Regions from separate parts of the Mus musculus genome. Here regions 1, 2, 4, 5 and 6 are each linked to region 3. Evidence: chromatin loops called from intact Hi-C (ENCODE). Cell type or tissue: heart. All regions are shown on one strand.

The links. Peaks named below come from ENCODE experiments on the same cell type or tissue, not always from the same donor. Only the 100,000 strongest peaks of a DNase experiment are listed, where the experiment ranks them.
Region 1: a loop joins it to region 3, with 6 times the contacts of the local background. A loop is called at or near these places in 3 of 42 quality-filtered maps.
Region 2: a loop joins it to region 3, with 8 times the contacts of the local background. A loop is called at or near these places in 39 of 42 quality-filtered maps.
Region 4: it touches region 3 in a loop (2.9-fold over the local background); 3 of 42 quality-filtered maps call a loop at or near these places.
Region 5: it touches region 3 in a loop (3.0-fold over the local background); 14 of 42 quality-filtered maps call a loop at or near these places.
Region 6: a loop joins it to region 3, with 2.9 times the contacts of the local background. A loop is called at or near these places in 4 of 42 quality-filtered maps.

What each region holds. Positions count from the first base shown.
Region 1 is chr4:62,604,562-62,609,561 of GRCm38, reverse strand. It overlaps a transcript of Rgs3 not described here. Among named protein-coding and RNA genes, the nearest start is that of Rgs3, 13 kb to the left of the region's middle. In heart, a CTCF peak has its summit at 2,078 (motif pointing left); DNase peaks (open chromatin) are centred at 3,041 and 3,151; H3K27ac peaks cover 1,105 bases; H3K27me3 peaks cover 4,425 bases.
Region 2 is chr4:62,559,279-62,564,278 of GRCm38, reverse strand. It overlaps a transcript of Rgs3 not described here. Among named protein-coding and RNA genes, the nearest start is that of 4933430I17Rik, 36 kb to the right of the region's middle. In heart, a CTCF peak has its summit at 2,851 (motif pointing left); no DNase peak of the experiment used is centred here; H3K27ac peaks cover 967 bases; H3K27me3 peaks cover 4,439 bases.
Region 3 is chr4:62,761,629-62,766,628 of GRCm38, reverse strand. It overlaps Gm30699 (a long non-coding RNA gene), which reads left to right. Exons shown (of 4, transcript XR_881345.2): 4 at 592-1,414. Among named protein-coding and RNA genes, the nearest start is that of Gm30699, 11 kb to the left of the region's middle. In heart, CTCF peaks have their summits at 2,404 (motif pointing right) and 4,735 (motif pointing right); DNase peaks (open chromatin) are centred at 2,408 and 4,788; H3K27ac peaks cover 559 bases; H3K27me3 peaks cover 1,842 bases.
Region 4 is chr4:62,611,091-62,616,090 of GRCm38, reverse strand. It overlaps a transcript of Rgs3 not described here. Among named protein-coding and RNA genes, the nearest start is that of Rgs3, 6.1 kb to the left of the region's middle. In heart, a CTCF peak has its summit at 2,296; DNase peaks (open chromatin) are centred at 2,150 and 3,160; H3K27ac peaks cover 1,409 bases; H3K27me3 peaks cover 4,344 bases.
Region 5 is chr4:62,452,912-62,457,911 of GRCm38, reverse strand. It overlaps Wdr31 (WD repeat domain 31), which reads left to right. Exons shown (of 11, transcript NM_023597.3): 9 at 331-472; 10 at 1,939-2,101; 11 at 3,975-5,000. The coding sequence ends at 4,135. Among named protein-coding and RNA genes, the nearest start is that of Wdr31, 15 kb to the left of the region's middle. In heart, a CTCF peak has its summit at 2,716 (motif pointing left); no DNase peak of the experiment used is centred here.
Region 6 is chr4:62,341,690-62,346,689 of GRCm38, reverse strand. It overlaps Fkbp15 (FK506 binding protein 15), which reads left to right. Exons shown (of 28, transcript NM_001045528.2): 3 at 549-633; 4 at 1,113-1,182. Among named protein-coding and RNA genes, the nearest start is that of Fkbp15, 16 kb to the left of the region's middle. In heart, a CTCF peak has its summit at 2,495 (motif pointing left); no DNase peak of the experiment used is centred here.

The sequences.
Region 1 (5,000 bases), 160 kb after region 3:
CTGGTGCCTGGGTTGCCTGGGCACCTGTGATCCATCAGGTGTCCTGGGAGATTCTAATGTCCAGCCAGAACTCGGGGCCACTGGCACTGGAGGAAAACCTTTCTCCAGAGGACTTATGGATCTACCTGGCTGGGCCTATGCCGACTCCATCTCAACTCTGTTGAAGGACCACATTGCACCTGAACTCCCCCTAAAGACTGGTGAGTCCTCAGACACTGCCTCATTTCACAAACCCACCCTCTCTGCTCTGTCCTTTTGGGCCAGGAGGCAACACAATGATAAGGACAGAACTTAGATCCAACTGCCTGGCTTTTCCTATTAGCTTTACTGAGTGACCCCGAGCAAGGTCCCATCTTCCTGAGCCTTGGTCACCTCTTCTGGAAACTTAGCGTAAACTACTCAAATGTATTCTTGGCTGGACTCAGCTCAGCACCCAGCAAGTGAGGTGCCTGGTATCAGCGTGATGCTCTCTGCTCCATCCATGGCTCAAGTCTCTTTCACTGCTGTTCCAGAAACCTGTGTGAGTGCTCAGCACCTAGAATGTTGGTTGCCAGGCAGTAGCAGCTGGGTGGATGGATGGATGGGGCAAGGAATACCATGAACATTGTTCCCTGATGAAAAGAAGATTCCATCAAAACAAAAACTCTTCATTATCAAGGTTAAATGGGACCCCTAAAAACGCATGATAGCTAGTGGGACTTGGGTTTCCAGAAAGAACTCAGGAGTTGGGATGTAGGTCAGTGCTGGAACATCTGCCTGACATATTCGAGGCTCTGGATTCAATCTCCAACATGGTGCATACACAAAAAACATTCAATCCCCCAAGCATTTCCAGATCTGGGCTGGAGATCAGAGCTGATGTTCGTTCACATGGAACCCGTTGAAATGCATTCAGTTCTATTCCAGGTGCTGGACAAGGGCTACTGGCCACCGGGTCTCCCAGATTCTCAGATTACCTCTGTGAAATGAGTCCCGAGATGCTCCTGCCCCTGGGCTTGGCTGGCAGATGCTCTCACCTGCTTTCCTTAGCAGCCAATCATTCCTGCTGCTTGCCCACTACACCCCTCCCCCATGCTATAACATCTGCCTCTCATTCTTTACAAGCACAACTGCCTCCTTTGTCCCCCACTGCCTGCAAGATCAGTGTGTTTTAAACACACACACACACACACACACACACACACACACACACACACACACACACACAATCTCTGCGCGCACACACACACACACACACACACAATCTCTGCACACCTGAACCAGGTCTCATCATGGCAGCCTGAGGCCACCACAACTATCCCTGACTTCCTCATTACTTCCTGCTTGCTTATGCCACACCTGGTCTAAAACAACCCTTCCACCTCTACTCTCTACCCAGGTTCAGAAGTCCACACTTCCCATGAAGCTCTCCGAGTCACTTTCCCATCCTTACTCTTCTCCAGTCATCCCGTTCTGTTTGAGAGGTTCGTTAGTATTCATGAGGCATGCATATGCTGGGGACAGTGGTGACTCAGTGCAAAGTAGGCCCAGAGGGGGACAGTGCACAGTATCCTATGGAACTGGGTTACGTGTGTGCTGTTACTGTCCTTTATCTCCAGACAGTGCCTCGTATCCCTTCCTGGAGAGTGGGCACCTTAAGAGCTGAGTCTTGGTGTATGCTAGTTGCCATCTGTGGGTTAAGCCCTCCTTGTTGATACCAAGAGCTTGCAAATGTTCACTGGCAACGTCTTGGCCTCCTCTTCATCACTACCTCCATATGACTGGGACTCAGGGTACCAGCCTCTGCAACTTATTTAGCCTGAAGGCACAAGGTAAGTACCTCAAGTATGCTGCCACCCCCTAACCCAGAGAAGGTTCTCAGCCCTGCACAGCAGTTCTCCTCACCTGGTCTCACTGGCCCGGTTCCACACTGTCACCAGAAGACGCTTCTGATCACCCTCCTCTGGGACAGGACTAGGAAGCAAAGCAGACCACCAGAGCATTAGGAGGGCCCAGCTCTAGGCCAGGCTCCCGGAGCTGGCCATGACTACAACAGCTGAGCCGGCATCTATACAACTTGCTAAATATAGTGCCACCGTGTGGGAGCTGCGTCCTCACGTGCATAATAGCATTCATACTACATTGTTAGGGACAAAAGAGAGGCCAGAACACACGGTCATAAAACAGTCCTGTGTTGTAAACACACAGAGAGGTGCACGTCCACAGAAAGAGAGATCTGACAAGAAACAGAGCAACTCCTATCTTATGTGAGTAGGAGGAGGATGCTGAGGGTTTTCTATTCTCTTCCTTCTGTTCGCCCGTATTGTCCAGAATTACCTTGTGAAATGAGAAGCAAACCAAAATATTATGATTCGCTCTCACTAACAGGAAAAGGGTCAATGCCCATGCCCTTCCCACTGGCCCTGGAGCATCCAGAGAGGAGGGACAGAAATAATATAACAACAACAGCAGCAGCTCTCCCGCCAATGGGCGCTGCCCCACGTCCCACTTAAAGAGTCCCAAGCTCCCCAGGAAGAAACTATTATTAACTCCATTCTACAAATGAGGAAGCTGGGGCTCAGGGAGGTTAATGAGTTTAAATGAAAAGGGATGCACAGGTAATACCCGCCCTTCAGCTTGGAAAATTCCTTCTATTGAAGGTGAGAACTTGGCCAGAGGCAGTGGGAAACCAACCGGCTTCTCTTTTTTTTGGGGGGGGGGGGAGTAGGGGGAGTGCTGCCAGCCCTAAGCTAGTTACTGTAGTTAGGAGAGACAGCCAAGTGACACATTATTCCTGTAGGCCCCGCTGCTGGGCCCTCGGCCAGGGATGCAAGGACACCGGGGAGGAGACAACAAAGGCATCCTTCAGAAGTCACTGTTGTTCTGCTCAGATCTGTGTCTAGATCTGGCGAACTGAGATCTTTCCAGGCAAACCCCTCCCTGCCTCTCCTCTCAAGGGCCAAGCCGGTCCTGACTCTTACAAGAAGAAGTGCTCGTGGAAAGCTGGGTCTCGGCAGTCTGGAATGATCTGTGTGGTCTGGCAGGGGAGCTGGCTGTCTTCTGGGATCAAAGAAACCTTCGTTGAGTAGAGAAAGTAATAGCATTAGGTGATCATAGAGACACAGTCACCCAAGCCCCACAGCTAGCTCGGAACAGCTAGTTCTGCGAGGCTCCAAAGTAAAAGCTTTCCCCGTGTTCCTCAAGCCAGCCTGAGAAGACCACAGAGTAGAGTCCCCATCGCAAACAAGGAACCTGCCTGCGGCCAGTAGAACGCACACCAGGACAGGGAGTCATGGTGGTGGTAGTAAGATAGAGAGAAGGTATAAGCTTATCATCTCTATTCTTCCCTAGACCAGGGAGGTTTCCCCTAAGCCAAAGGCCTCCTCCCTCTTAGGTCCCCAGGTGCTCTTGGGCATTCTGCCCTTGTCCCACCCCAAGCGGCCCCAAGACCATGTTTTCACTACAGTCCTCTTCCTCCCAGGCCTCAGGCAGCCAGCCTGTTCCTACAAAGCCATTCTCCAGCTCTTGGCAGGAAGGGTTTCTGGACTTAAAGGGAAGAGAGCGTCAGGCCTGCACCTGGCATCTTGGCTGCTACAGTCTGGTATGCCCCTGGCCTTTGGCTTCCTGTATCTTTACCCCTGTGGTCCTCTGGACTCATTGCCAGGGTCTAACTCAGAAAGATCTCCCAGCCCTCAGGGAAACCCCTCCTGCTCTCCTGCCCAAGTCTGACTGCTCTCTCTGCCTCTGGTTGGGTAGGGAAGGGGGTGAGGATGCCGTGTCCACTAGAAAGCCTGTGTTTCAGTCACCAGCACAGTCACCACGTGGATCACCAAGATCACCCTAAGGACTCTAGCTCTTGACCAAAGCCTTAGGGAACAAGTCAATCAAAAGAACAAGAGTCTAGACCAGCGTGGGGCCTCATGAATGCCCAGAGACCCAGTGAATGAGGTGGTGAATGGTCACTAACCCATAGGTGTCCTTGGACCTTGAGAGTCCAACTCAGTACCCCACACCTGCCTCTCACCCCATCAGATACCTTCACATAGGGATCGCAGATGCCAGGCTCCCTGCTCATCAGGCCTTTGCCTTCTATGACTGAAAAAGAACAGAAGGGTTAGGGTGGGGGAATGGAAGTACACACACTTCAGCACAAGCACGCACTCGCTAATGGAAAGACATTTTCTATTTTGTACTCAAATAGAAGACATAGCTGTGGGCAGTAGGATTCTGACCCTTCCCCAGGTCTTTGAGTTGACCTGATGGTTTTGACCCCATCTCTGCCTCGTCTCCTTCACCAACGTGTTCTAGCAGCACCCTCACCAAGGTATAGAGTAGAGCGCAATCCATTCCCCAAGTCTTATATAGCTGGAGGGGGAACTTGCAATATATTCAACATATTCGATCTAAGCATTACTAGCTGAAGCAAACATGGCTGCCAGGAGGGCTCAAAACTCTAAGAAACATGTGTAGAGTCACAGAACAAGGGAAATGGCAGTTCCTTTAGAACCTGTGTCTCTTGACCAGTCCGGTGAGCTCTCTACCTTCCAAGACAGCCTCCAGGGATGGGAACCCAGGCTGTGTGGGCACTGTGCTGTGCAGTGGGTAGTGCCACAGAATGGTCACGAGCTCAGAGTCCAGAGGCAGGCAGATTGCATGTGAAGCCAGCTGCACCATTCACTTACCATGTATGCTAGAGCAAGGAACTCCAGTTTGCTCAGACTGAGTGCCTCATTTCCCTAAGAGCTCGTATTGGTATTCACTCACATGACACTTGTACTTTTAAAATAAAAGAACCTCTCTAAAGTGCCCAGTAGACTGCTGGGCCAATAAGTAACTGTTCTGCAAAATATTTGCTATATAAGAGAATGAGGGCTGGGGTGTGGCTTAGTTAGTAAAGTGGCTAGCATACATGAGGCCCAAGATTTGATACCCAGCCCTACCAACAAAACAGAAAACAACAACAACAATAATAAAGATCAACAGACAGACAGACAGACAGGAATGGGGTAAGTGCTTGCTAT
Region 2 (5,000 bases), 200 kb after region 3:
GAAAGCCTCATGCTCAGGCTCCCTGGTCCCTCCACAGCTTCACATGGCCACTGGATCAAAATTAAAAAAAAAAAAAAAATCACAGGGCTAGAGAGATGGCTCAGTGGTTAAAAGCAATGACTGCTCTTCCAAAAGTCCTGAGTTCAATTCCCAGAAGCCACATGGTGGCTCACAACCATCTGTAATGGGATCTGATTGATGCCCTCTTCTGGAGTGTCTGAAGACAGCTACAATATACACACATACATGAAATAAATACAAATAAATCTTTAAAATAATAATAGGAATATAGAAATAAAGGAAGGAAGAACAAGTGAACAAAAGAAAGAAGACATGTTAGATGTGCATTTCACTAATTCACTCTTCACCCTGCATTCCTGGGCCCTCACAATGCCAGGCACTCCCCCCAAGTGTGGAGACACGCTGTGACACACTCAGAGCTCACAGTCTGGCAGTAGAGGGTAGCAAGAGCAAGCTGTGGCCCACCTGCCCCATAGAGGCCACGAGAAGAGAATGAAAGGGGGGACTCACTCTTACAGGTCCAGCTGGGGAAAGGCTTATTTCCAAGTTGGGGAACATGTAAGCCGAGACCTAAGAATGAACAGAAAATAGCCAAACAGGAAGGAAAAAAAGAATGTTCCAGGTTGAATGGAAAGTCCCGAAAAAATTTTAAGTCTGAAAATAGCACAGGACACGGCTCATTAGAAGAAGTCAAAATAAAAGCAGCCATGGTGGGAGCATACGGAGTAAAGAGGGAGCAGGCAAATGGGATAAAGCCAGTCCAGGTGGCTGTGCCCTGCGACGCTCATAAACCCAATGAAAGAGGCTGTGCTGATCTCCGGGCAAGGGACGGCTTTAGGGAAAGATGTAATACTTTCATGTTGGAAGGTGAGTGAAGGGGAGGAGGCAGTCTGTGTGGAGAACAAGGCTAGACTCAGATCAGGGAAATAGCCGAGGCATCAGAGTAGAGTGGGAGGGAGGGTGTGGACGATATGGCTAATGTGATTTGGTACTGATCTCGGAGGTGCTAAGACAAGGCGAGATGATGAGACCAGAGATGCTCACATAACCTGGACCAGTGCTTTTCCCACAGCAGTCGCTCAGCTGATCACTGTGCAGTGGAGGCTGGTGGGTAAGAAGGCTCCGTGGCTGAACGTGTGTGCTGTGCACTTGTGAGGATCTCACCACCCACAGGACAAGCCAGACTTCTCGCAGATGCCTGTAACTCCAGCTCCGAAGGATTTAATGCCCTCTTCTGGCATCCGCAAGTGCTCCAGTGCACTCACATGCGCACATACTCATCCAACCAGACACATGCACACACACACACACACACACACACACACACACACACAATCTTTACAACGATATTTATACCATAAATGACTTTACAACGAACCAGTGAATGAGAGGCAGAGAAAATTAACAGATAACTTTTCGTAATCCCTTCCAAGGCAGAAATACCTTTATACACTGTACAGACTCAAGAAAGAAGTCAAGAATGGTTTGAGACAGGATCTTGCTATGTAGCCCAGCCTGGCTTCAAACTAGAAATTCTGTCTCCAACTTCTGAGTGCTGGAATTATAGGTGTACTCCACCAAACTACACTCTACTGCTATTTTAGATATATTTTATATCTGTAAGTGCTTTGCCTGCACGTGTCTGTGCATGCAGCGCATGGCATCCAGAAGAGGCCGTCAGATCCCCTACAAATGGACTGACAGACAGTCATGAGGAGCATGTAGGTGCCAGTCCTCTGGAAGAGCAAAAAGCTCTTCACTGCTGTGCCATCTCTCCAGCCCCCTTTCTATGTAGTTCGTTTTCTGTCTCTGTGTAGGTACACATTTGCCACTGTGTGTGTGTGTGTGTGTGTGTGTGTGTGTGTGTGTGTGTGTGTGTGTGTGTAGGTCAGACTACGGTAATCCACAAAGATCAATTCTCTGCTTCCATCATGTGGGTCCTGGAGACTGAACCTAAGTTATCAAGCTTGGTAATAAATGCCTTTACCCACTGAGCCGTCCCACCAGCCCATTTCCTGTTTTTTAAAAGCATGTGTGACTTAGTCAAGATACACACAGGCTCCCTGATAGTATCACACACCTACGATTCAAGCCCTTGAGAAGCAGAGGCAAAGACAATCTCAAACTAGAGGCTGGGCTAGGCTATATGTAAGACTGTTTCAAATGTTTTGCAAGTACACATAGACTTGGTTCTTTGTTTTCCTTTCTTCCTTTTGGTGCTAGGACTTAAACCCCGGCCAAGCAACATTACTCACACGGAGAGAGACAGACAGAGACAGACAGAGAGACACAGAGAGACAGAGAGAGTCAGAGGGAGGAAGGGAGGGAGAGACAGACAGATTCAAACAGAGAGAGGAGAGATTCGGAGGGAGGGAGGGTGGGAGAGAGAGAGACAGAGAGAGAGAGAGAGAGAGAGAGAGAGAGAGAGAATGAAAAACAGTATTAGTGCCTTAGGCTGCCTTTGGTATTTTCACCTCCCTGAGTCTGTCCTAATGATGTCAGGTCATCAATAGCTTTCAACTTCCCCAATTCAAAGCCTCTGGACTACAGAATTCCACATATTCTTGAAAGGGTGCTTTCAGTAATAATCTAAACTATTGAGATAGTCCATTCATTCGTCAGCCTCCTATTTGTCATTTGTAACCTGGTGTTGTAACCATGACAACAGGCTCAGCATCAAGGAGCTACCAGTCCCCTCAAGCATTTAAATTGGACTCTGTATACAAATTAGAAAACGTATCTTCTCCATTTAGTAACTGAAAATGTCTTTGTTGTACAGACACTGGCCGCAAAAGGTGTTGTTTTCATGACGTAATACCACCACCTAGTGGTTGCAACTGTCAAGACAGAGTGCTCAGGAGATTTCCTCTGCAGAGCTCTATTTCCAGGAAGTAACTTTCTACCACTTGAACCCTTCTTCTTTTTCAAGGTAATAAGAAAACTGGGTCAGTTGTGTTGGTTAATTTTCATCAACTTGACATAAACTAGAGTTATTTGGAAAGAGGAGTCTCAATTGAGAAAACACTTCCACCAGATTGCTGGTAGGCTAGCCCATAGGGCATTCTCTTAATTACTGATTGATGTTGGAGGGTTCAGCCCAGCCCTCTGTGGGTCTTGACAGCCTTGGACAGGTGGTCCTTGTGTCTTAGTTAGGGTTTCAGTGTTGTTAAGATACACCATGACTTTGGCAACTCTTATAAAGGACAGCATTTGATTGGGGCCGGCTCACAGGTTCAGAGGAGTTGTATAAGAAAGCTGGCTGAGCAAGCCAGGAGGAACAAGCCAGAAAACAGCCCTTCCCCACAGCCTCTGCCTCAATTCCTGCCTCCAGATTCCTGTCTAGTCAGTGATGGACAGTTACCTGCAAGTGTCTGTAATCCCAGCCCTTAAGAGACTGAGGCAGGAGGGACGCCATGATTTTGAAGCAATGCAGGGCTGCAGAGAGAGCCCCTGCTTCAAACCAACAACAAAAGGTAAATGAAGAGTTAGTTTCCTCTCTAACATGGGTTCTCAACCTTCCTAATGCCGAGACTCTTTAATACAGCTCCTCATGTTGTGGTGACCCCAACCATAACATTATTTCACTGCTACGTCATAATTATCACTTTGTTATTATTAGAAATCATAATGTAAATATCTGGTCGATAGGATATCTAATATACGACCCTTGTTCCAGGGTCATTCAACCTCCAAAGGGGTCGTGACCACAGGTTGAGAACCACCGATGCTGTAACGCATAACAGTACTCTGGTATTAAATAAACATTTGTTAATGCATAACAGAAGAACACAGTAGTTTCATAATCTGGTACTTCATGGCAACAAAAAGAAAAAAATTCTTTCAGATTCCCTTTGGCTCCAAAGGGCCTCTAATCATTTCCATCTAAAGGCCGGGGATATTTCTGTCCCTAATCTAGCAAGAAATTCTTTTAGGCATATTTGAATTAAACTGATTTTTTTAAGGGTCACTGGTGAAACCCTGACCCCTCCCCACCAAACTCAGTGCATCTTCTATAATTCAAAAATGAAAAACAGACTCTGTGGCCCCTGTGGCTAGGACAACACCCAAGCTGGACTCTGGCTCCAAGAGACAGTGTGGACCTAGGCTACAGGTGTATACAATGACCGCACACACAGATAAGCCTGGGCTATGTGTCACCAGGCTATGTGTCACCAGGAAGCACCATCCAAAACCAAAGCGAACTAAACCAAGTGGCCTCCTTCAAGCAGGGGCCAGAGAGTGGCACATGGCAGAGGTAGAGGACTGGTGACTACTTTCTTGGAAATATTAGCCTCTCACGACCATGTTTCAGGAGACTCGACTTCAAGTTCCCCTGTCAAATTATCAAAGCTAATCTCCAAGCTCAGAGTCTTACTTCAGCTTCCCAAAGCCCCGGGTGACAGGAAGTGTCAGTTAGCAGCAGTTACCTGGACCCTCCTTGGTCAGAACACTGCGAGGCTGAGGCAGGGGCTCTAACAGGATGCTACCCCCTTTGTCATTTCTTGTTTATATTGCTTTCTCCTTCCTTTCTGCTTTAGGGTGCCCCATCTCAGTTTACTTTAAAGAGCCAGAGAGCACTCACAGGCACTGTGGGGCAATCAACTGCTGACATTTTTTTGCAGAATGGAGTAGAGTTCGTTGCCTTCTGCATATGCGCTTGTATACTCTTAGACGAGTGAAGTTCTCAACCTTGGTCAAAGAAGCCTTTCTCCGCTATGGGTGATGGTCAAAGTGTGGGCTCATAACTAGTCACCGTACTGGGAACAGACGCTGAGTGCTTGGTCCCAGATGGGACATCTATGACACTTGCTCCAAGTCCCAGGGACGTCATCCAAAAGGGAGTAGATGGACTGTGAAGACCAAAGGATAGAGAAGAGGGGCCACTGCCCTCCTGACAAGATGTGGCCGTTTCGATCATGAGCACAGGGCAGCTGTGATGCCTGCATGGGGCACAAGTGATGTCATGCAGTGTTGAAGAA
Region 3 (5,000 bases):
CTAAGCTTAGAACCCTGAGCATCTGGCCATGAAGGAATCACAGAACAGAGAACAAACAACTCAATAAGCAGTGGGCTTTGACGAGCGTCCATAGACATGGGCTCGGCCTCCAGCCTCGGGGCTGGGGGAGTAAGTAGCCATCAGCCCTGGATTGAGTCATACTAGGCCTTGGCCAAGGACAAGCCAGGAAAGTAAGGCTTCAGTGTCAAGAAGGCAGTAATGGTACCACCTAGGAAGGGGGACTGCAGAGAAGTAGGCAAAGATCCCAAGGATACCCACCCCAGGCCCTCACAGACACCCTCTGCAGAGCACAGGGGACAGGGAACCACCAGGAGGTGACAGGTTGAAGCTAGGAAGGGAAACCAGGGCACAGTGTGTGGGGAGGTGGGGGGGAGGGGAGAAGATACTATCTGGTAGGTAAACTTAGAGCCTTTCCTGACTCGTGATTTCAATGTTACATTTTATGTAACAAAAGTAACGTTTCCTATTTAATGCAAAGAGCTGCACTGTCTTAGTTACTTTTCTCGGCTCTGTGACCAAATACTGACAGAAAGTAATTAAAGCAGGACTTGTTTGTGCTCATGGTTTCAGGGGGTTCCGAACCTCTCTCTATGGAGAACAGGGCAACTCACATCATGGCTGCCAGGAAGCAGAGAAGAATCCAGGAAAGGACCAAGGCAAGAGACAGCCCCAAGGACACCCATGACAACTGCTGCCTAAGGCCTCAGCCTGCTCTTCCCTTCCCCCAATAATGCTCTCCTATAATGAAGCCATGAGCAGGCTGATCCATTGATCTAGTCAGAGTCTTCATGGTCTAATCCTCTCTAGAAATGCTCCGAGATACCCCAGTGTTATATTTTACTAGATGCTCCTGAACATCTCTTAACCAATAAAGGTGACACTCAAGATTAGCCAGCACACCCTGCTAATAGGATCTTGGCATACCAGGTGGACGGTAGGGTTTGTGGTGACCCGCGTCTGCTCTGCCACAGTGCTCGGGCCACTCAGGGAGGTAGGATGTGGGAAGTTTTGATTGCATGTACTCCACACCAACGCCTGGCGGGTGTCAGGCTATGGGAAGCTGGGGGACACTGCTCTGGGAGTGGGGGAGCACAGTCTGAGGTCCTGAGGACAGCTGGAGCTGGGTCAGGGGTCCCCAGGCCTGCAGGGAGGCCAGGGCTGCCTGGTTCTCAGGATCTTGGGCACCAGCTGGGGTCGAAGGGAAAAGAGGGGAGAGCTCTGGCTGGGCCCTGCCGGGAGGAGAGTACTGGTTTGTTCGGTTGGTGGCTTGGCTTGGTGGAGGTCATGACTAGGAACACTGAGAAGACTTCTGTGGGAGATTAGGTGGCCGGCTCTTTAGACAAAGGGTTGTTCCATTGCTCTCCATGGCGGATCCCAATGAAAAAAGACAGTCCATGGTTTTAAGACATGTATTGTCATGGTGGAAAGTGGATGTGTAAAACCATACCCCCTTCTCAGAGTGGGCCTGAGGTTAAATACCTTTTGCAGGGAGGAGTGTCTGGGAAGGAAAGCTTATTGGCTAAGCCTCCAGGCCTTTAGGTACATCATTAAAATGGAGATCTGTCTTGAGGCTACATGACCACAGGTCACATCCTCTACCTGTGGTGGGGCTCGGAGCGTTGCCCTTAGGTAACTGAAAGACACAAATCTATGGAGAGCTGCAGCCTAGTGTCCGGGAAGCAGGCAAAACACCTGCCTACCCACAGGGTTACCAGGGTTTCTAACTTTAGCTCAACCAGGAATCAGGCTGCCTTTCACAGTCTTACACATTATGGAAAATAAGCCTGAGTAGTGCCTCACATTTTTCTCTTCCTCCCTCCTAGAAGGCCGTACCCCTCAGGCCTGGCTAGACCATTGAGTTGGCAGTATCCTCAGTTGTTACCACACACACAAGACCTAAGGCACCATCTCCACCTGTGCACTGAGCCCTATGTTCCCTGGTGTCACTTAATCCTCCAAATGTTTCCTCCCCAGAATACAAGGTTCTCAGCTGGAAGGGTTTCCTGGGACAAGGAGTCCCCTTTGCTCTGCCTCCCTTTTTTAGCCCCCCACACACACCTGTACCCATCTCTACATTCTCAGAGCACACATCTAGACCAGAGGCCGGGAATTTCCAGACACCCAGATGAGTAGTCAGCTCACTGGGCAACAGAGAATAAAGCAGGGGCCTGGTGTGGTTGATAAGGAAGGTAAGGGTTTGTAGGTGGTAGAAATATGGACCTTGCTCCAGGCCCAGTGAACACCCATGGCATTTGACAAAACCCCAATGCGACCTGTCCCGGGACTGTGTAGCTTCAGGAACGCTAAATGTTCCCAGTAGCCCCATGACAGAAACTGAGAGCCTGCCATCTACTCTGTTGCAGACGAGTGCCTTCTGGAGCATCTCCACAAGGTGTCAGCAGAGGCCCAGTGGCGTCCCCTATACAGACCTACCTTCATAGGCATTCTGGGAAGGCCTGGCTATCCACAGCCACAGCCCAGACAAGCTCTGCACCAGGCCCTGAGCAATTAGGTCATCACCCAGCAAGTGGAGGGTTTGGGAGTCAGGCATTAGAAGTACACATATGCAGGGCATAGTGGTGCATGCCTTTAATCCCAGCAGAGGCAGGCAGATTTCTGAGTTTGAGGCCAGCCTGGTCTACAAAGTAAGTTCCAGGACAGCCAGGGCTACACAGAGAGACCCTGTCTCAAAAAACCAAAAAATTTAAAAATTAAGAGGTACACATATACGCAGGCTTAAACTATAGTTCAGTTTGTAGTGTGCTTGCCTAGCATACGCGAGGCCCTGGGTTCCACCCTCAGAGCTCCACAAACCAAGTGTAGTGGTGTATACCTTAATCTGAGCCCCCAGGAGGTGAAAGCAGGAGAACCAGAAGCTCATGGTTATCCTTGAGTCTATAGCAAGCTTGATGTCAGGTTATACTGTATGAAATACGCATGCCTCAAAAGTAAGCATACGTATATGCACGTGGTGGGGAGTCACAGATGGATGGCTGTGTATCATTTGCTTGGGTGCACTTCATGCATGTCTTTAGGTGTGTACTCACAAGGGTATTATGCATATGAGTGTCTGTGTGTCCGTGCACGTGTTTATAGGTGTATGTGCACATGGGTTCCTATAATTAAATATACAGGTATGTGTCAACTCTGCCCTGCCTCTCTGCCTTCTTGAGATCTGTCTCAGGAGCTGCCACTCAAGAATGGGTAGGATCCGGTCTAGTAGCTGCTCAGCCAGCCCCTGCCATGCTCTTAAGACCTTGATCTTGAGTGCTGAGTCCCGACCAACATGTACCGAGCCACACACACAAGGGCATGGGCAAGGGAGAAGCTGGGTGCGCAGAGGACTGAGTTTGCTGTCTGTTTTGTACAGTGATAGGGGACTTCTGGTGACCCTTGAGCAGGAGTAGGAGGAAGGTGAGTGGAGGCAGAGGCACCCTTGCCGGCTGTGCTATGACTGTCAAGTCGAGAATCAAGGAGTGAAGAGAGTGGGGGGAGGGGCACGGCTGGGAGATTCAGAGTCAGAGAGCCACCAAGGCACCTGAGTCCTGCTCAACCTTCTGTGCCCACTCCATCCTTACCTCCTCTGAAAACTTCCCTCCCCACACGGCCCACTGCCTCACAGTCTCTTCAAGGTTGATGTTGCCACAGGGAGCCCTTCAGGGTTTCTGAGGGCAGGGCCTTCCACAATGTCTTCCCCCTCGTTCTCCCTAACCCAAGCCTCTTGGATAGTTTAGAAAGAGGACACCGGCCGGAATGATAGGTCGGGTGAGTTGTGGCTTTCAACTTGGTAGAATCTAGAATCGCCTGGAGAAGGCCTCTCTGTGTTCTGCTGACCTGGGACAACCCACCTGCTGTGTAGGGTGCCATTCCCTGAGTGGGGCCATGGAGGACACCCAGAAGGGGAGCTGAGTGGGGGGGGGGGTGTTCCTGCTCTGTCCCTGACCCTGGATGGGATTTGCCCAGCGGCTTCAAACTCCCGCACCCTTGACTCTGCCCTCGAGCTGTGATCCAGAAATAACCCTTTCCCCTTGGGGTTGCTTTCATCAGGGTTCCCTCACCACAACGGGAAAAGAAACCAGCACAAACGGCTCTTTTGAGCCGTCCTGCCGGGGTGGGAGAAGAGAGGGTTTGTGGGTGTCATGCCTACAAACTGTAGGAGTCCAAATTTACCATCCTCCGAAGACAGGCCTTGCTGCTGAGTGAGGTCAGAGGCATGAGCCCCTACCCACCCCCCACCCCCCACCCCCCATCCCCCACCCCCCACCCCCGAGTTTGTCTTGACCTTGTCTTGAGGATAAGAAACAGTGCCTGCCTCTGAGTTAGGTCTTACAGAGTTGTTAGCCATGATTGTTACCATTGGGTCCAAGACAGGCCACATATCTAGGACCACAGAAAGGCAAGTTAATAACTGACCCACCAAAGCACTGGCTGGTGTGGCCCTGGCATCCTATAATTGTGTGTGTGCACAATCTACCTGTTCACTCACTGGCCAACCTTTTTTCCCCTCAGAACACCCTGAATGCTAGCCCTGTGGGTTCTCTTTACTAAGAACTTTCTAGAACCTTGCAGAATGCGACCAAATCATAGTACTTGCTAATTATTCTCCAAGGTAAATTAGCAAATTTAAACCTCCTTTATTTGTCAAAACTGGGACCATCCTTCCAGATTGGAAGGCAACTCCACCACATGTTATTTCAGAACTGGACACTAGAGGGCAGCACAGGGCCAAGTCAGGACTGTTTAACTCTGCCAAGGACTCAGAAGACAGGGGGCAACTGGAGCTCCTGGAAGCAGCAGGCTGGACACCTTTAAAGCCAGTCTCTGCCAGAACCAGGGAGTTGGAGTCTGTACAGGGCAGATTTACCCAGGCCATCCACTGTTTTGTTGTGGTTTGGTTTGGTTTGGTTTGGTTTGGTTTGGTTTGGTTTGGTTTGGTTTGGTTGTTTTTTCACCAAGCCAGTCAAATTTTCTCACAGTGC
Region 4 (5,000 bases), 150 kb after region 3:
TATTGAGCCTGGTAAACAGTAGGTGCTCATTAAATATCTGTTTACAGAACAAAAGGGAAAGAGTGAAGAACAGTGGAGAGGCCACAAAAGCAGATACTCAAGACCCCTGTGCAGTCTCCATGAGCAGCACCTTTCTGAGGAGACCAAAGCCACAGCTATGGCCGGGAGATCAAGAGAACCCGCACAGGAGCCATCTCTTGACATCATTCCAGGACACAAAGCTGCGTGGTAGGGTCTCAAAATGGGCCACAAGGACATTTTCAAGATGTGCAAAAGCCATGTACCCCTCCCGACTCCTAAGCTTTTAGTTTGGGGCTGCAGAGCCAAGTAAGGCCAGCTAAGTGACAGTGATGCAAAGAAGAGAATCCTGAGCCTGTGTCCTCAGCCAGCCTAAGAGGACTGCAATCAGTGTCAGTGCTTTCTAGCCCCATCCAAGCGTCTCCTGAGCCCAGAAGACAGATCAAGAGGACCCTTTATGGCATCCTGGCATCTGCCAGACTCAGCACTTCCTAGGGAGCCTAGGGGCTGCCAAACTCCCCTCTGTAAGGGAACCCAAACCCTCAGCCAGGCCAGTGACAACAGCAGCCTGTAATTTAGACTACCAACATCTACCTCAGTGGGACACAACATCACAGAGAGCAGCTCAAGCCAAGCATTTCCAGGGTCAACGTGACTATACCAGCCAGGGCCTTGGTGGGCTATTGCTTCAGGAGCTTCCCAGCAACTCACCTTGTCCGGAGTCAAGAGAGACCTCACCCCAAAGCTCATGCAGCCAATAAGCGTATGCTGCCTGGAAGGAGAGCAGAGAGTGAGTCTCCCACGGTCTGTTCAAGGAAGTCAAAGGTTCCACAGTCTACGCGTGGCTTCCTAAGAGCACCTCCGCCTGCTTCAGTTCCTTCCTTCTTCCCACTTTGTGAGGTGGGCAGAGAAGTTCTACTCAGTCTCTAGAGGAAAGCACCAAGCTTGCTCGGTCCCCTTCCCAAGGTCACAGAATACTTAGTATTGACTTCGGTCCCCTTCCCAAGGTCACAGAATACTTAGTATTTATTAGTCAGGTCCGAGAAAACCTGAGCAGATGCTGCACTCTCTGATGCCATGGGAGCTCAGGCTACCTTGAGGAGGTTAGCTGTCCTAGTGCTGGCTAGGTGGAGAGGGTTGTCCCCATCAGAGATTCTTAGCCACCACCTCAGCTGGGGACATGCAGTAAGCAGAAAGTTATGGGGCCTCCACTCACACAGCCTTGCCTCACAGCCAAGCAGGACCTTAGCAGTTCTCAGATGGCTGGAGTCCGAGTTCCAAACATACCTGACATACAAAAGTCACAATGACCATCTGACCGGACTGTCAACAGGGCAGGCAGGCACAAACCAAGGTCAGGCCTCATACATTGCCAGACTCTGGTGAGGGGTAGAGTTCGAACTGGGGCCTCTTGGGTAGCAGGAATTCAAAGTGCCTAGAGAATGTCCAACCATCACGAACTGATTGGCAGCTTTTAATAGCGATGCCATCGATGAATGCCAATGAAATGCCAACACTTGTTGGCGTATGCCAACCTGAAATTTCATGGAAAACAGAGCCACAAAAGAGAAACAATGGCTGTGTCTGGTAGGTGGGATTGTTAGCGATTTTTGCTTTCAAATCATCATAGGGGAACAGCCACTGCTTTTGCAATGGTATTTTTAAGGACCTCTGTTGTACCACACTCTACTTGAGCTTGATACTTGAGCCTTTTGTGAGTTTTGATTCTGCTTTGTTTTTCTTCCCTTCCTTTCTTTCTCTAGCTCTCAACTCAGATTTCTTTGTAGACTGGTTTAATTACTATCTAGAAACAGCATACGTATTTAGACTGGAGCATAGCCCTGGCAGCCTAGTTCTCACTATCTGAGAGACCCACGGAGAGCATCTGGCCTGCCCCGATTGGCAGGGGGAGTTGGTAAAACTCCCTGCAGATGTACCTCCCAGGAAGCCAGTCTTCAGGGGTCAGGCCCAGGAGGCAGTTCTCAGCAGCCTCAAAGGGCTGCCTACAAAACCTGCCTTGAGACTTTGAGCTGCAGAGTTCGTGCCTAGATCCAAACGCAGTTAGTTCAAGGTAGCGTCTGGGCATGGGAGCACAGGGAAAGCTCTCCAGGGATTCTACACGTACCCACCCATGGTCAAGGCGAGGTCGAGAAGCTTCCATAAATACATATTGTTTGGATTCTCCGGAAAGGGTGGCAGCTTGCCACCTGATAGTTGTAAGCACAACAAAACTAGCTTCTCCCAGGCACCCAAGCCAAGTGAGGGGCAGGGGCATGGAGCACTGCCACCTGCCTGTCAATCCATGTTCTGAACCATAGCCACGGCTATCTCACTCCATGGCATCATTGGCTGCTTCTCTAGCAGTGACTCGTGGCTACCTCCTTCTCCTTGTCCCCGTCATACAAGGCCCCATTAATGATTTGCTCAAGGAGGGTAATGCAGTCACCCTAACTAAGTACCCCTTCACCTTCCTACCCTGCCGTTCTGAACACTCTTCCCTCTTGGAAGCAGGCTAGACTGCCACGGCAGCAGACATCCAGATAGCTGCCATTCAGGGATAGCCTTTAGAGACTCTACCAATGTGCTCCTAGCAAGTTTGTTTTTCTCGTCAGCACATTTGGGAGAGTCCTGGCTGCCAGTGAGGTAAAGTACGCTCTGCACTCAATGCTGGCTGCCGCTGTAGACTTCCCTGTCTCCAGGCTTGGGCTTTCGTCGTAATAAACATTGCCTCCCCCTGCTCTGCTGTAAGTGGAATTTTTATTCCCTGGTGCTTAGAGAATGCTAAATGGTTAATAGCCTCCCTTGAGCTTTGCAGCCCTGCTAAGGGGCCTCCAGTGATTTCATGATCGTTCAGGCAGAGTAAACTGTCACAATTAACGTCCACAAGCAGGGACCTCTCTCGGAGTGTTCTTCAATTAGCTACTTCTAAAGGCTGCTTTGAAAACCCTTTGGAGGAAGAACTGCTTATATAAGTAGCCTGAGCATACGGCAAGGCACCGACCAGCCGGCTTACCAACTTGGGCCCTCACAGGAGAGGATGGCAATTTCCCTCCGTGAAGAGGCTCTGGAACCATGCCTCGGTCCCTGCCTACTGCCAAGGCTCCAGCTCCAGGCTTCTGCACTCGGCAAAGGCTTGACAAATGGGGGAATCCATCACGCCCATGGTTGGCAGGCGCTGGGCATGGAGCCCCAGTGTTAAGGAAACATGACAAATAGGCAGGAATTTAAATAGCAGTTCAAGACAGCAATACAGGGCCTGGCACTAGACAGAGAGAGATTGACAGATGAACAGCGAGGGCAACAAGCTATGGAGGCACAAGAGGTAGTTGGGGCATGGGAGCTCACAGGACGCCTCCTGAGCAGAGCCAGAAAGAGGAGGAGGTGCATCTCAGAGAGCCAATACGAGGCTCAGAGGCAACTTTATGGAGTGCGCAGCAGAACTGCTCAGCTTGCCGCAAGACGAGACTTATTACATCCTGGGGGAAAGCACATTAATCTACTCATTCAAGAGCCTTAAACGATTTTGTTTCATAGGGTTTTATGATTTTTATTTCTAGTTTGATGCCTTAAACTGAGGACATATGTTTTCTATTCACTTTTTTTCTTTGTGTTACGTGCATGACCCATCCATCACTGGTCATAAGCTTTCTGATATCAGGTCACTCTATCCTTGACAAAGATCCTGTCCATAGAAGGGTTAAAGGAGAGGCTGCCCCAGAGTATTGAGGGTGCTATCTGACACAGGACAAAAAAGACCTTGCATATATGCAGCCACAGGTTATCAAATAAGATTGTATTCTTTAATTACATATGTATATATTGTATGTATATATGTGTGTGTGTGTGTGTGTGTGCTTTTCTTAAATTTATTCATTTCCTTCCATAATGGTCTTTCACATTGATGAGTCAAATGTCTGTCTTTCAGGGGAACAGTTACATCTCTCTCCAAAGTTGTTCTCTGGGTACAAGTTCAGAAAGTGCTATAAACAATATTAGAAGCTCCAGTTCAGCTTCCGCTTATCATCCAAGAGGACTTCCAAATGGCTTAGCTCCATGTTCAAAGCACTGAGGAATTAGACAGATTACTATCATTCTGAGTGTGATTGTGTCTTCATGGTTCTGTGTCTTTAGGAGTTGTCATATAGACAGACAGACAGATAGACAGACAGACCGAGAGATACTGATAACATAGGAAAGTGATACACTGGAGGAGGGAGAAATGGGTGGGGCCCAGAGGAAGAAAACTACATAGTGATAAAGGATGGATTGGCGCTATGCATCTCTGGGGGTTCATACCTGCCTTCTATCTTTTTTTTTTTTTTAAGATTTATTTATTTATTATATGTAAGTACACTGTAGCTGTCTTCAGACACTCCAGAAGAGGGAGTCAGATCTCGTTACAGATGGTTGTGAGCCACCATGTGGTTGCTGGGATTTGAACTTCGGACCTTCGGAAGAGCAGTCGGGTGCTCTTACCCACTGAGCCATCTCACCAGCCCCCTGCCTTCTATCTTTACTTATCTTTGAAAAGGTCTATACTTTTGTTTGTTTGTTTGTTTGTTTGTTTGTAACTGCTTAATATTCACAGAAGTCTGAAATTGAAATAGAAAGCCCTGGAGATGGCTGGATTTTACAGATAAGGAAACTGAGGCATGGAGCTGGGGAAGGGCAGGTCCACAGTCATACAGCCAGTGAAAGTGGCTCTCCTTAGCTCCTGCCGAGATGCTGACACCCGCAGCTGAGCTCTGCAGCTCCCCTTCCAGGATTCTATGTGCCCATGTTGGGTGGTGTGGGCACAGATGATAACTTCAGGCCCCCTCACCCCCACTCTCCACCATGTTCTGTCAGGACAAGGCCTCTCACTGAAGCTGGAATTAGGCAGGCAGCTGGGAAGCCCCATCATCAGTCTCTAAACCCCACAGTGCTAGGGGTTATAGGCTTGTGTGCTGCAATGGCTGGCTTTTTCCCTGTGTGCTGGGGAT
Region 5 (5,000 bases), 310 kb after region 3:
AGCAGATAAAGGCACTGCTGCCAAGCCTGACGGCAGCCTGGAACCCCAGGAAATACAGTCCCTGGGACCCCCACACATGCTGTGGTGTGTGCAGCTCCTCTTCCCAAACAAACATAGTCTTTTGAAAAGTCCATATGATTTGATTTCAAAGCAGAAAAATTCAAGCTGGCACTGGTTTGGTTCCTTCCTGTCAGCTTTAGAGTCTGTTAGGTTGTGACATTCCATTCTGACTGGCAGCAAAGAGTCAGGCTTTTCCTGTTAGTGGGATATCACGGTTATGTTTCCGTCCCATTTACTACAAAATCACATTCTGCTTCTAATTCCTTTCAGATTATGGGACAGTCGGGGGCTTCAGATGGCTCACATGTTTCCCACAAAACAGCATATCCAGACCCATTGTGAAGTCAGCGTGGATGGACACACGTGTATTTCCTGCAGCAGTGGCTTTGGGGGTGAAGGCTGTGAAGCCACGGTGAGAGGCTGGGCCAGGTGTCTGCTCACTGATGAGCAGGCTGCTCTGGTCTCACTCCCGTCGCCAGGCTGCACAGACAGGATCTGCAACAGCACTGGCCTGCTTCAAATGCAAACTGTCAGTCACCCCGTGCACTCCAGTGGCTTCCTTTGAGAAACATTTATTAACCGGGGTCTGTCTGAATTGGTAATAGACAAGAGAACAGGATGGAAGTCAGGATAGAAAAGGGGTAAAGAGAGCAGCCTGCTGCTGATCTTGCTCCTAGAAGAGCCTAAACAGGTAGGGACTGTCAGAAGAGACAGAGGTGTGGCCTTTGAGTAAGTGGCCATGCTAAGGAAAGCGTAGTTCATTGGGCTGGTCCAGGGGCCAACTCCCTTATCCAGATACACACCTCCCTTGCCGTAACCTCGGGATATACTCTTTAGGACCCTCCCAAGTTTCTGGATTCATAACTGCAAGTTCTCATTTAAATAAGAGTGTATTTCTGAGTTATCAGACATGTGTGCCATGTCAGACTTTGAGCTAAGCATTCATGGTTCCATTTATTTCCTAAGACAGGGCTTGAGTTCTATGCAATTCTGTGCTGTTTTAATGTCTATTTTACGGTCAAGGGAATAGAGACATGGCAAGTTAGACATGTAGCTAAGACGTAGCTGGTCTTAGTTATTTTGTGGGTTCTTTTTTCTACCCTTTATCCCCCTGGTTTCACCCCCTGTCACTAGATAGCAGAGGAAGAAGGATGTGGGCGGCGGGGTGGGGGCAGTGGGGAGATCTGTGAATCTAGTATTTTCTGAGCATGACTATTCAGAAGTTGGGAACCGTAACCAGCTCCCCCTGTATGACCAACAATCACTGACCCTGACAGGGGGCCCTAGAATTTGTACACCCTCTGAAGAGTTCCCAGACTTTCAAATGCCACACATTCACAGAAACTATCTGTAGCTGGCAAAACCATGTTTCCATTCCAATATTCTCACTGCAGGAATCTCCTACTCAGGACATGTTCTTAGAAGGGGTAGATTAGGGTTTGCAGATCTTGCATGTATCATCTCTTATCCAGCTGATGGATGACAGGGGCTCCTGGGCCCCCGTCTTAGACACTGTTCAGTTTTCTCTCATCTCTGAAGGGTTCCTTATAGGTATGGTTTGATATGTGTCAGTACAACAGGGACCGATGGGGCTGTCACTTCCTCTGTCAGAGGCACTAAGCATCACATCAGAATGTGTGCACACAGGAAGAAGGTGTCCCTTACTTTGGGGTCCCCACAGCCATAGCTAGTGCTGTTCAAGACATAGTCCATACTGCAATAATTGCTGGATGGATGGGGGTTGGGTATGGTGGATGAGATAAGAGCTTCACCTGACTTTCTGGTTCCATGAGAGGGGGTCATAGGGAATGGGAGGGTAGATATTCGTGACACATGAGCATCTGTGTGTATGAGCTGGCTTGTGTCATTACTTTGCAGTTGTGGGACCTAAGACAGACTAGAGACAGAATGTGTGAGTATAAGGGGCATTTCCAGACAGTTGCATCCTGTGTCTTTCTACCGAAGTCCACGGCCTTGATGCCTATGATTGCTACCTCTGCACATGACTCCAAGGTGAAGATTTGGAACCAGGATACTGGAGGTAAGCAGTCTGCTCTCAATTGCTGTTCAGGAGCTGAGTGCAGCCTTAAGACTTTTTGCATTACTCACCGTATGCAAAGCCACCCGTGTCCTGCCGTTTTATAGTCTCCTGGTGGTTAAGAGGGGAGACACCACAGTGCCCGCATCTTTCTGTTCCAGCTCTGGCTATATAAGCCAGCTCCAGGCTTCCCTCATACCATGACATACAAAGTTATTCCTGAGAGTCTAGAGGGAACATGTTTGACTCGTAAGTTCTTTCCACATGCAGTTCCTCATCAGATTTGAACTTGTGAGACTCAGAATGTCTGGAAAGGGGAAAGAGAATGCTAATTTTTTTTAAATATTTATTTTTTTATTATATGTAAGTACACTGTAGCTGTCTTCAGACACTCAAGAAGAGGGCGCCAGATCTCATTACAGATGGTTGTGAGCCACCATGTGGTTGCTGGGATTTGAACTCAGGACCTTCAGAAGAGCAGTCAGTGCTCTTAACCACTGAGCCATCTCTCCAACCCGAGAATGCTAATTTTTAGTTCTTATTTCAAGGATACAGTTAGAACCTCAGCTCTTGTTGGGACTGTAGTAAAATAAGAACAGACTCGGAAAGGCTCCACCTGCTGGGAGTCTGAGGCAGTGCTTGAGATCGCAGTAAAGTGGAGGCCCTCAGCACCAGAGAAAACTCTGTCTGGTGGGCCGTGTAACTTCCCAGAGACTTGTGTGTGCAGGACCTTAGAGGTCAAATGGTGGATGCCTGGGAATTCTGTGAGCCATGGTTTAAACTTTTGGTAGCATGAAATTCAGTCACGGTGGGGAATCTACTAAGGACATGGACAAGTCTGTGAGCAAGTGTTGGGTTCTCTTCTAGAAGTCTGATTTCCCAGCACTGCCTCTGTGCTGCTTTAATCCTGACAGGATTTGACTTGAGACAAAAACAGTGTTATCTTAGAGCTCTTCAAAATCTTCTCAGTCACTCTCCAGAAACTCAGTTCCCCTCAGGGAAAAGAGGTAGGTGTGGCTAATAGTCAAACAGCTGTGGCCATAAAGCCAAACTTGTATCGTGAAGACAGGCCTGCCCTACCCTTACCTGCCCCAGTGTAACGTCTGCAGGCAAGGGACCGTGGACGTTTCAGATGAAGGGAGCACACCACCTCAGTGTGGGGAGCCAGGTTGGGAGGCACCGCTGCCCTGCAGTGCTCCTAGAAGAGTAGCCTCAGAGATGCAGATGGAGGGAGGCTGGCCCAGTTAAAATAAATTCCAGACTTTAATCCCAGCACTTGGAAGGCAGAGGCGGTGGATCTCTGTGAGTTTGAGGCTAGCCTGGTCTATAGAGTGAGTTCTAGGACAGCCAGGGCTACAAAGAGAAATCCTGTCTGGAAAACACAACAAAAAAAGCAAAGGCCAAGCCTCCATCACTTCCTCTCCTCCGTGAAGAGAGCTGGCAGCCTCAGATTAGTGTCCTTGTCTGTTTCCCCTGACTTAGCCTGTCTTCTCTACCCCTTTTAAATATGGCCTCACTTGTCTGAAATACTGCTTGGGTGTCTACATCCTGTTAGTCCTGGAGTTGAGGTCGTGGAGGTGACCCTGGGTCTCCCAGTCAGGTGCAGTGTACCTTGGTGAGAGGCAGAGCCCTCCTGGCTTAGAGGGCACAGGGCATGCTTTGTTTCCTGTTCTCATGGTACAGTCCCACATTTCCTAATGATATTTCAATGAACAGCAGAGCACATCCGATGGTTTAGACACGCAGTGGTGGACTGTGCTTTCTGCGTGTGCACGAGCGCCTCCCTGATGCTCACAGAGTGGCAGGACTGCCTCGTGATGGCTTTTCTAGCATGTTTCCATCATAAAGCACAGCCCAGCTCTCCTTCCTCCTGCAGCTTGCCTCTCCACCTTGTCTCTGGATGGATCAGGACCCCTGACCTCACTGGCTGTTGGTGACATCTCCTCCTTGTTATGCGCAAGTTTCTACAGAGGAGTTCACTTACTCAGAGTGGACCACAGCCAAGGACTGGAACTGCAGGAAGTGGCAGCCTTCTAAAATCAAGAGATATTGATTGGATAATATCAAACCATGGTCCCTCTTTCTGTGTGGCTTTGTGTTTTTCCACATGATCTTCGGGGGGGGGGGTGGTTAGAGTTGGTGTTCTTTTCTTAGCTTTACTTCGAAGGCGTATCATTGTTAGATGATTTGAAAAATCAGGGTATTTGTTTGTACAAGTCTCACTCCATAGCCATTAAGTTCCCTAACTTATGGATCTGTGAACTCTGGAATGACAAAGGAGTAGTGCAAGAGGATGCTACTCATCCATCCTACAGAGGGCTAAGTAGAGTCTCCCTAAAAGTCCCAGTGATGTTCCCATTCCACAGATGGGAAAGCTAGGGCCCAGAGAGAGGCATGCATTATTTTGTCCACACAGGAAGGGAAGAGCTGAGATTTGAATCTGGGTCTGCCTGACTTGGAGCTGGGAAGTCTTCCTCCCCAGTCTTTGCCTTTGTTGTTTTAGACACTTAGAGACCATAACAATGTTTATTTATTTTTGAGACTAATTATTAATCTAGTTCTGGAGATTGGATTCAGGATGTTGTTTCTGCAAGCCAGGAGCTCTGCCACTGAGCTTTCCCCTACCCTTGCATTAAGTTTAGACTCTGGGGACATCTGAGGCTGTAGGCAGGTCTCCTTTTAGGGCAGCGAAATGCCTAGCGTGTGCTGGATGCATGCGGTGCTGCAGCTGATAGTTTCTTGTAGAAGGAGACAGTAAGTCAAATAAATGGAGGGGGTTGCTCTGGTGAGTCAAGAGGGCTCTGCACCGTTCCCACTCTTTCCTGAGCCCTGCCATGTGCCTGAGAAGCAGAAAGACGAGCGTGTGCTCACGTTGATGGAACCTTTTAAAAGTTCTAGCCTG
Region 6 (5,000 bases), 420 kb after region 3:
CTGTTAGATAGGAGTGGGCAAGGGAGGGCTATTAAGGGGCTGAAGACAGCCCAGGATAGGTCGTAATTGGGGTCTGAACCTACAAGAACATTCCTACCTCCACAAGTTACTGGCCTTCTAATCAGTTGATCAGCCTTGTAGGAAGTATCAGCTAGAGTTCCCCCTAGGAACTCTTGTTTACACTATCACCCTACATTCCTGATACTAGAGAGGAAATAGCTTTACTTGTATATACCTTAGCTATCAGAGCATTGAAAAGAGAAAAGAAAGTAGTAAAGTATGTCTGTTTTCTAGACTTCTTGTATAGCCAGAAAATTTGTCTGATGTATGATGTTGGGGCTAGTGTGAGTCTAGCCTCATCTACTGTTATTTAGAGTCTGTTTCCTCAGTACCTGACAAGGCCACAGAGCTATCTCTGGATCCAATGAGGATAGTGGTAATGAAAGCATTGTTACACTAACTGTAAAGCATGAAGTGGGATTTTTGAGGCTAGTTTTGAGGTTAAAAATAAAAAAAATGAATGGCATCTTTGTTTTCTTCATCTTCAGGAAATCAGACAGCACCAAAGCCAGCCCCAGCTACCACAGGCACGTCCTCAGTGCTGTTTGCCACTGCAGTGCATGCATACCGCTAGTAAGTAGTTGGAAGAGAAAGCCCTCAGAGCTGGGGAGGCTGTGGACCAGCCGGCTGCAGTTCCTGTCCTTCCTCAGAAGCCTGTGCTCATCGTAGCCTAGTTCCTCAGAGAAACTCAGCATTATTTTGTCTATGTTGTTAATGTTTGGGCCCTCCACAGCAACTTTCTGAGATTTTAGGGATACTATGGATAATAGATGACTGAAGAATAAAAAGTTGGGGCTGGGTGTGATGGCTCTCACCTTTAATCCCAGCACTTGAGAGGCAGAGTCTGTAGGTTTTCTGTGATTCCTAGATCTGCCAGAGTTGTACCAATGAGACCCTGTCTCAAAGAAATAGAAGTTGCAGAAGAACTTTAGATTAAAAGTTGCCCACCTCTCACCTTTCCTAAAGACCAAATACTAGCTGTTTCAGATCAGAGAACTGGCTCTTCATGGTTGAAAGGGATTCTGATATTTGTTGTATTCTTGTTTCAATAGCATAAATGGTCAATATGCAAAGCAGGGCAAATTTGGAGCGGCTGTCCTGGGGAACCACACAAGCAGAGAGGTGAGAAGACCCACATTGATTTATACGCCACATCCCAAGAATTGTTAATGCCTCGGGTCTGTTTCTTATCTGTTGGATAGAGACTTATGTGTTAGATGATAAGAATGTCTACTGATGATAACTGAGTGTGTATGACTAGGATTGAGTAGATGGCCCTAGTTTGCTTACTGTTATGCATTAAAACAAGTGCTGTTGTTCGGAATGCTTGCTTTAGACATCTCCTTTGTGACGGTTCTAGTGTAAGAGCTGGAAAGCTTTAGAGTAAACAGTCAAGGATGCTCTTTGTTGGATAGCTAATGATCATTCGTCATTCTGTCAGTGCATTCCATCGTTTTGCCTATGTTAAAGACCAATATTTATCCTTTGAAGCCTGAAAATAAGGCTGAGCAGTTGATCAGGGTATTAGGGTGAAGTATAGTGGATGTCACTAAATGCCACCAGGCCTGACTTCCTTGTGTTGGTACATCCAGCTCAAATACCACTCCAGAATTTTGAGTTAGAGATTATTGAACCAGACAGAAGACATTCTAGTATTTTAGAGGCCCAGAGACACAGAATGGCTGCTCTGCCATTCTCAACGCAAAGCTAAGATTAGTTGCCCATGGTGACTGATATAATGGCCAACACTCAGTCTTCAAGTCAGTGGGACTTCAGTATTACCCATGAGTATCAGACCTAAACTCTTGCAGCCATTAGTCTTCTATCGGTCACCCGATCCTCACCTCTCTCTTTACCGCTCAGGTTAATTTGAACAGATCTCCAATATACAATTTCAGCAGTAAATGCTTTAGCATATAATTGTAAGAGATGAAATACTTAGAAAGAAAATTATCATGCTATTTACTGAAAAAGTAAACAGAATATTTTAGTCAGGATGTGTTCAAATTTCTCTTTTTCCTCTCTATTATTGTTTTTCTTACACTTCTATTTGAATCAGCATCTAGTGAGGTTACCCATTGCAGTTGGTTCCTGTGTCTCTTAAATCTTTCATCTTCCCATCGGGAAGCAAATGATGTATGTCTCTTGTTGTGTGTTAGCAGATGCTGAGGACTATTATCTAGAACTTTGGTTTTGAGACCCCCCTATGCTTGACTGCCAGAAAGAGGTGATAGGTTGGAGAAGCAATTATAAGAAAGTAGATAAGGGGCCGGAGATAAGGCTTAGTGGTTAAGAGTACCAGCTGCAATTCCAGAGGACCAGGGGTTGGTTCTCAGCACCTACATAATGGCTCATAACTATCTGTAATCCCAATTCAGGGGACCTGAACTATCTGTAATCCCAATTCAGGGGACCTTATGCCCTCTTCTGGCTTGTGTAGGTACTACATGAATGTAATGCACAGACATATATGCAGGGGAAACATCTATACTCAAAAAAATAAAATAAATTATGGGGGCTGAAGAAATGGCTCAGCAGTTAAGAGCCCTGACTGTGTTTTCAGAAGACCCAGATTCAATTCCCAGCACCCACACCACTGCTCACAGCCATCTGTAAGTCCAGTTTTAGGGAATCCAATGCTCTCTTCTGACTTCAACAGGCATCAGACACAAAGTACAGACATGGTGCACAGACATACATGCAAACAAAACACTCATTCACATTAAATAAAGAGTAGGAGCTGGTAGCTGGGTGGTGGCCAGGATTTGAGAGACAGGAGGATCTCTGTGGGCTCAGGGGTCAGCCTAGTTTACAGAGAGGGTTCAGGACTACATAGTGAGACCCTTGTCTTAAAAAAGAAAGAAAAAGAAAAATTGCAACAATTATATTGTAAAGTTATTTGGGAAAACAAAACAAAACAAAACAAAAAAAAAACTCACTGGAGAGCTGTAGAAATGATGAAGGGGAGAGAAATTAAAATCTTAGAGAAAAAACCCCAACAGTGAGATGTCTCCGTTCTGTGTCCTGAGCACATTGCTGGTTTAGGTGTAGTGTAGGCAGCAGGTATGACACAACCAGAGACTGCTTGAGAAAAGAGAAACTGACAAATCTGGAGTCTTGCAGCTCAACAGCGGTATCCCCGTGGGACATTTGTTGAATTCAGGGGTGGTTTAGAAGTCCAGGTACTACCAGAGTCAGAACAATTTCTGCAGCTTTGTAGTGCACAGGAGAGACACTTCTAGAGGGAGAGAACCTGCAACAAGTAGCAACTATCTTCCTTTCCCTATATTTACCAGACTTTGAATTTCATGGGGAAGTAGCTAAAGAATTCAGCTAAAAATCCTTGTTGATTAAAACTTTAAGAACCAAGGAGTTAGAGACTTTCTAGGCTTTCAGCCAAAAGCTTGGAAAGGTCCTGCATGAGTAAGAATCAGGACAACTCAGAGGTAGACTGGTTCTTAAAATTTCTTTTAAAGATTTATTTATTTTCTTTGGTATATGAATATTTGCCTGCATTGCTTTTCTGTGCACTGAGTGCACAGTGCCCACAGAAGTGAGAAGGGGTGTTGGAGCCTCTGGAGCAGAGTTAGGGTGCTTGTGAGCCACGTGTGGACACTAGGAGCCTGGGCCCTGTGCAGGAGCACCCTAAGTGTGCTTAACCACCAAGCCACCTTTCTAGCCCCAGCAAACCAATTCTTAATAATGTCTAATCCTCTTACAACCAGTACAGGCTATGGTGGGACTGGGGTGATCAACCCTTCACTTTGAAAAATAAAATAAATATCTCACATAAAATCACACAGCAGCCTTCACAGCTCCCCGAATTTCTAAGGACTAATTTCATCTTTTAAAAAACATTTATTTTTATATATTTGTGTCTGCATGTGAGAATGTGCAGGTTCCTGCGGAAAACAGAGGTAAGTAACTGCTCCCTAGAGTTGTCAGTCTTACACATGACTTTGAGGCTCCTCTTGCTGAACCAGCATGTCTCCAGCCCAGAGGGTGAATTTTAATTATTTGGATGTTTTTGCTTGTTTAATCCATATATAATACACACTGTTGTCCCTAAGTCCCTGGAAAATTGGTTCCAGGGTCCTTTCCTACATATAGATAAGAAAATCTGTGGTATAGACTAATTATGTATGTGATATAAATAATATTCCTTATATAAAGTGGCAGAGGGCTGTACTTGTACATCCTTCCATAAACTTTAAATCATCTCTAGGTTATTTGTACTATCTAATACAATGTAAATGCTACATAAATAGTTGCTATTTTATTTAAGGAATATAAGAAAAATATGTTTAAATTTATAGGACTAGAATCCATGGAGGTTAACTGTAACATATATTTTTTATATATAAAATTTTGCAGTTTAACATTTTAAGTACACAGTCTAGTGGCTATTTTTAAATTAATTTATTTTGTATTTACTTATGTATATGGTGGCTTGCCTACATGTATATCTGTGTACTGCATGTGTGCCTGGTGCCAGAAGAGGCCAGAAGAGGGTGTTGGAGCCCTTGGGGCTGGAGTTACTGGTAGTTATGAACCACCTTGTGGGTGCTGTGAACTGGATTCAGGATCTCTGGAACAACAACCGTGTTCTTCACTGCTGAGCTGTCTTTCCAACCCGGCTCCAGTGGCTTTAGTGACATGTCCAGTACTAAGTACTTATCACCACTGTTCTCATTTTTTTCATAATCTCAAACATAAGCCATCCATTAAGGTGTAACCGTTCATCTCCCTGCTGCTCCTCCTTCATATTCTCCAATGCGCTATCGCTGAGTCTGACTGTCTTAGACCCTCGTGTAAGTGGAATCAAGCGGTCTTGGTCTTCTTGTGGTTGACTTGCTTTATGAGCTCAGCCCTCGAAGTTCATTATGTTTTTCTTACTCATGACCATGCTAAGCACATGCTCTAGCCCTGACCCTCTTTGT